2 separate regions of the Homo sapiens genome follow, and region 1 is linked to region 2. A link is an interaction called in ENCODE POLR2A ChIA-PET data of the cell type or tissue named here. Cell type or tissue: K562. All regions are shown on one strand. Links, peaks and the distances in the headings refer to the core of each region. The heading gives the core; the rest is flanking DNA. Region 1 overlaps HSF2BP (heat shock transcription factor 2 binding protein). Region 2 has its middle 44 kb from the start of LINC00322.

Evidence for each region. ChIA-PET counts read pairs that join two places held together with the same protein. Peaks named below come from ENCODE experiments on the same cell type or tissue, not always from the same donor. Only the 100,000 strongest peaks of a DNase experiment are listed, where the experiment ranks them.
Region 1: POLR2A ChIA-PET joins it to region 2 with 5 read pairs; 2 of 35 experiments call an interaction of 5 or more read pairs at or near these places.

Annotation. Positions count from the first base shown.
Region 1 is chr21:43,652,679-43,655,593 of GRCh38, forward strand. All of the region lies in intron 3 of HSF2BP (heat shock transcription factor 2 binding protein), which reads right to left. Among named protein-coding and RNA genes, the nearest start is that of HSF2BP, 5.4 kb to the right of the region's middle. In K562, for the core only: a CTCF peak has its summit at 1,098 (motif pointing right); a DNase peak (open chromatin) is centred at 1,119.
Region 2 is chr21:43,286,111-43,289,025 of GRCh38, forward strand. No RefSeq gene overlaps it. Among named protein-coding and RNA genes, the nearest start is that of LINC00322, 44 kb to the right of the region's middle. In K562, for the core only: no CTCF peak of the experiment used is centred there; a DNase peak (open chromatin) is centred at 1,233; H3K27me3 peaks cover 1,782 bases.

The DNA.
Region 1 (2,915 bases), core at 153-2,652, 370 kb after region 2:
CTAAATGGTAAAAACTCAAAAGCCAAAATTAGATAAAAGATGCCTTAGGAGGCCACAGTAAACCTCCTGGAACCAGCCCAGCCCAATCTGATCCTTCCTTTCTGTTAACACCACGTTTCCTGGAGCACATGTGAGTTTCATGAGATAGGACTGCAAACTAGAAAGAAGGGCATCAGGCCAGGCGCAGTGGCTCATAACTGTAATCCAGTGCTTTGGGAGGCCGAGGCGGGCAGATCACCTGAGGTCAGGAGTTCAAGACTAGTCTGGCCAACGTGGTGAAACCTGGTCTCTAACTAAAAATACAAAAATTAGCTGGCGTGGTGGCACACACCTGTAATCCCAGCTACTCGGGAGACTGAGGCAAGAGAATCGCTTGAACCCAGGGGGCAGAGGTTGCAGGGTTGCAGTGAGCTGAGATCATGCCACTGCACTCAAGCCTGGGCAACAGAGTGAGACTCGGAAGAAAGAGAGAAAGAGAGACACAGAGAGAGAGAGAGAGAGAAAAGGGAAAGGAAGGGAAGGGGAAGGGAAGGGAAGGGGAAGGGAAGGGAAGGGGAAGGGAAGGGGAGGGGAGGGGAGGGAAGGGAAGGGAGAAGGAAGGAAGAGAGAGAGAGAAAGAAAGAAGGGCATGCAGAGACAGTAGGGTGCTCCCTCAAGACCGAATAATCAGCCAGGGAGATAATGACAGACAAAATCAGGGGCCGAGATAATGACAGATAAAATCAGGGGCCCTGCACTCCCAACAGCTTATAAAGTAAAATGGAAATAAAACCATGTGTCTGAAGGAAGCATAGGGTACCATGACAACATTTCAAAGGAAGATTGATCATGTCGAGGTAGTCAGATTAGGCAGTGACTCTGAGCCGGGGCTGTGCCCAATAATATAAAGCCTTTTAAGCCGTAGTATGGTTTTGCTTAGGTTTTTGGATGATAATGAGTCTGGGTGGGGTTTTTAGGTTTTTGCTCTTTATCCTAAAAACAAAGAGAAGCGTCTGAAGACTTACGCAGGTGAATGGCATCATCAGATTGAACTGCCACAAACTACTCAGGCTACAGTGTGTCTGAGGGACTGGAGAGTGGCAGTGAGGAGACCGCCAGGAGGAGGCAGAACACAGCAGTGGAGACAGACGCAGGCTGATGATTCAGGATGCATCCATGAAGTAACACTCACAAGACTTACTAGCGGACAGGTTTCATGCGGAGTAGTGAGGAAGAGAGACAGGTAACAAGGAAGACTCCTGGGTCTCTAGTCTGGGTGTTGGTGCTCTGGGGAGACTGAGGCAGGCCAGTGTAAGACAGGGGCAGGGAACAGATAGCATGAGGCAGATATGACAACAGGAAGTAAAAATCAGCTTGCACCGAGAAAGCAAAAGTCTGTCCTGACTTCTGTCAGGCTGGAATAACAAACACAGATAAAGTCAGGTGCCAAGTTAACAGAAAATATCTCTCAAAGACAATGCAACTGTAAAGTGTCATAATGACCTCTTCTTTGAGTGACTGCTAACTTCTTATTCACTGAGAAGCCTTATTCTGTAAAATCCCAGACTCGCACAAATTTTGTTCTTTGAAATTATACAAGTAAGAAGATCCCACTCTTGCCTGCAGGATCTAAGTCACTGTGACACAGAAAAGAACCCTATTTCCAGCTACTGCAGAGCTTCAAGTAAGGGATTTCTAGAACAATGTTCCACGTCTATTTGAACGTTGTAGTTTTCAAGGAAACGGGACCTGGGTCCGCTTCGCAGTCAGACTTAATATTGGTCCCTTTAGACACAGTTCTATTTTGCTTCATTTATGCTTCACCTAATACCACTCTGTCTCCAAGTCCTACAACAACTCTATCCTCTTTTTTGTTGACATGCCCCACAGTTTCTCGGTGTTCTGGTATGGTCTTCCTCACTGCAAAGAGCCATAAACCTCACTCTGTCAGACTGTGGGTCTGTTCCTGGCGACCTTAGACTGATTAGGCTAGGGCAGACATTTAGAATTTGAAATAATCATGAAACAAGCAGGAAGAAATGCCAAGTCGGAGTCAGGCACAAGGCCGTGAGCTTGGAGAGTTCTGGGCTAGAGAGTAAATCCAGCAGCCACTGGCATCAAGACGGTAACTGAAGCTGTGAGTGTGCATGAGACTGCCTAGGGAGAAGCCATGGGGTGAGGCAATGAGCGGGGCCTAGGCCTGAGTCTCAAGCCCTATTGGAAGGCTGCAAAGCAGAGAAGGATAAATTTCAGCAAAGGGGAATAAGCAGGAATTGCCAGAGAGACTATGGGGAAAAAGGTGACTCTATAGCCTGGGAAAGGCCGGGACTATGAGATAAGATCTCCCAAAGGCAGACTGTGATCAAGTGACCACAGATTTGTTTGTGGCCCTCACTCGGTTTGATTTTGGCAGCGGGACTGATCACTAAAGACACTCATGTTAACTAACTCATGAGACCCTGATGTATTTTTTAGAATGCCAGTTTATTAATTTACAGTGAGAATATAACCAACCAGCAGGCTGCCATACGCTGCTACTGGTGTATGCCTATTTACCTTCCTTTCCTGAAGATAAATGCACAAGGAATGACTAATCTCAGAAAGTTGCTGGATGAGCATGAAATCAAAACTAGAGAAATTAGAAGTCAATGACCTGGCATTCTGGCAACCAATGACACGCCATGTATCTGGCAGAGTCCCAGTGGGAAAGAGAAATCAACCCAGATGTTGAGACTTTTCTGAAGGGACCACTTACAGAGGGGAGAGCAGAGATAACAGAACCACCAAGGGACAGCGAGGTACCCAGGGACTAGCAACAGCCCTACAGCCACAGGAGCAGGGGCAGTCCAGCAAGAGCTAGGACTACGGAAGAGGCCTCTAGACAGGAGTCTCTGTTGTGGAGGGATGCAGCTACTGCCACAAAACAGCAGCAAAGC
Region 2 (2,915 bases), core at 119-2,618:
CGACACACACAGAGGGATGACCACTCAAGGACACATGGAGAAGACACCATCTAGAAGCCAAGGAGAGAGGCCTCGGGAGGCACCAGCCCTGCTGGATTAGGACACCGACACACACAGAGGGATGTCCACTCGAGGACACATGGAGAAGACCCCATCTAGAAGCCAAGGAGAGAGGCCTCGGGAGGCACCAGCCCTGCTGGAACCTTGATCTCAGCCTCCAGCCCCCAGCACTCTGGGAGAATGCATTTTTGTTGTCTGAGCCACCCACCCAGTGTGTGGTTCTTTGTTATGGCAGCTGGAACGAACTAATCCAATATGCCTAGTCACCCAGGTATTGCCCTAGGGACAGAAAATTCACCAACACCCTCTCTATGCACTCTATGAAGAGACCGGACTTTTAAAATGTTTTAAATGCCTTATTCACAACATCTCATGATATTTTTGTTTTCCTCTTTTAATTGCTCTAATCTAATTAATGAGTTTCCCCTAAGCAAAGAGTTCTCACTTTATTGTTACTTTTTGTCTTTTCACTACACGTATGCAACATTTGATCTTATTTGCTATTTGTTTTTAAGAACTTTTCTTTTTTTAAAAAAGTTTATTTATTTAATTTTTATTGAGATGAAGTCTCGCTATGTTACCCAGGCTGGTCTTGAATGCCTGAGCTTAAGTGATCCTCCTGCCTCAGTCTCCCAAAGTGCTGGGATTACAGGTGTGAGCCACCGTACCCAGCCTAAAAACTTTCTTTTCATTTGGAAATAATTTTAGAAACACAGAGAGTTACAACGATAGTCCAGAGAGCTCCTGTAGATTCTATCCCTGCTTTCGCCTAATGTTCACTCTTGATTATTTTTTAGTTTCAAATGTAATCCATGTTGCTTGGAGAAAGCATGGAAAATATTGGAAATGAAGTGGATTTTTAAAAAAAAATCAGTTTAATATTAGCACTAAGACATAAATCCAGTTACCTTTAGGAATCTTTCTTTGCAGCATTTTTTTCTTTTACTTTTCCTTTGAAATAATTATCAGATTACAGGAAGTGGCAAGGAGAGCAGACAGGGCTCTCATGGGCCCTTCACCCAGTTTCCCTGCAACAGCTGCCGCTGATGTCACCATAGCGCTAACTGACACCAGGAAATGGGTATTGTACGATGTGTGCACAGTTCTCCACCATTCGATCGCACGTGTAGATTCATGAAGCCACCGCCCAGTCCAGGGTGTCCCATCACCCAGCTATCTCTCTCGGGCTCCCCCTTGCTGGTCTCCTCCCCCGAACCATCCTCAACCCCTAGCAACCACTCCTTTGTTCTCCAGTGCCACACTTGGTCATTTCGAGACAGTGGTATATACAGAATCAGGCAGAACGTGACCTTTTGGGACTGGCCTTTTTGCTTAGTGCAATGCCCGTGACATCGGGCAGGTGGGTGTGTGCAGTAGCTCACCTCTTCCTACCGCTGTATTCCAGACACCACGGTGTGTTTAGCCGGTCACCTGGTGAAGGACATCTGGGTTGGCTGTGTCCGGTTTGGGGCTGTTATAAATAAAGATGCATGAACACTCGTGTGCCCTTTTCGGTGTGATCAGAAGTTTTTATTTCCTAGGGATAAATGCCCAAGAGTACAATTGCTGGGTCATGGTAATAGACTTAGTTTTTAAAGAAACTGCCAAAGCCTGGCCTACCATCCTTCCCTTCCCAGTGCACCCACAGGAGGTGTCATTTTACATTCCCAGAAGCAGGATATGAGTCTGTTCTGTAATGCACAGATACTACTGATATTATTTTGCTTGCGATCAAATTGTACCTGCTGTTTTATAATGGGCTTGTGTCCCTTGATATGATCTTATGAGCATTTCTCACACGTATTTTCCTACAGCTCCTTTAAAATTGCTGAATAAGGCAGCACGTGGGTAAACAGCCCCAGGGCCCAGTCCCACAGGGCTTACTTAAGCGCGTGTCCACTCCATGGCCGCACCCGTGCATCTGCTGCGGAACCTGGCGGGCACAATGCTAGGGGTGGGGCTGGAGTCACCGAGACTTGGTCCTGCTCCATGGGACTTAGAGCTGGTCCACAGATGAACACGTTGATCACAGACCAGGAGTGCTGTGGGCGAGACTACACAGAGTCCCGAGTATAAGCCGTGTTAGGTCAGGGAGAGTGCCCACCCATGTGATGTCTGGGCTGAGGTCTGGAGAAAATGCAAGCGTTCAATAGGCTGGGGCAGGGGAGGGCTGGCTGTGCGCGCTCTATCTTCGTCAAATCTATTTTATCTAATCATTTGCAAAAGCAAATAACACGAGCTCTCTGTCCCGGGACAGGCACACAGCTGTTGACTTTGTTCACTGTTTTGTGCCCCTCACAAGCATGAACTGGGCATGACTCAGGCATTTGCAGAAAGAATGTCAAATGTCACCCAGAATATCACTGTATACAAGAGGTCTTTGCACACAGCTCCAATATTTTGCTTAGAGGTCAATCTCTGGAAGTTAAATGGCTTGTTGCTGAATGCTGCATACATTTCCAAGGTCTAGATACTGTTCTAAACCTTAGTGACTGCTCATTTACACTCTGGACCCTAGACTTCGGCGAGCACCCTCTCTAGATGGCCACACCATGAGTGTCTCACCAGGGCTCAGGGGCTGCCTATCCCCTTCCCTCCTGAGCTGGGCCCCCAAATCCTAAGGCTGGGTGTATATGGCCAAGTGCAGATGGAGGCAGGCTCTGTTTTCAGGAGCAGGACCTGATCCAAGTTTATTACCAAATTAAATACTCCTCCCCCCTCCTCATCGTAGACCAAGGCACAGGATTTGTTTGGAGCTTGGGGTGGGGAGGGAGGTGAAATGATGGGAGGGTTTCCACATGGGGTGGAGAGGGCAGGGTGCTCCACTCTGCAGCTTACAGATAGAGGCAAAAATC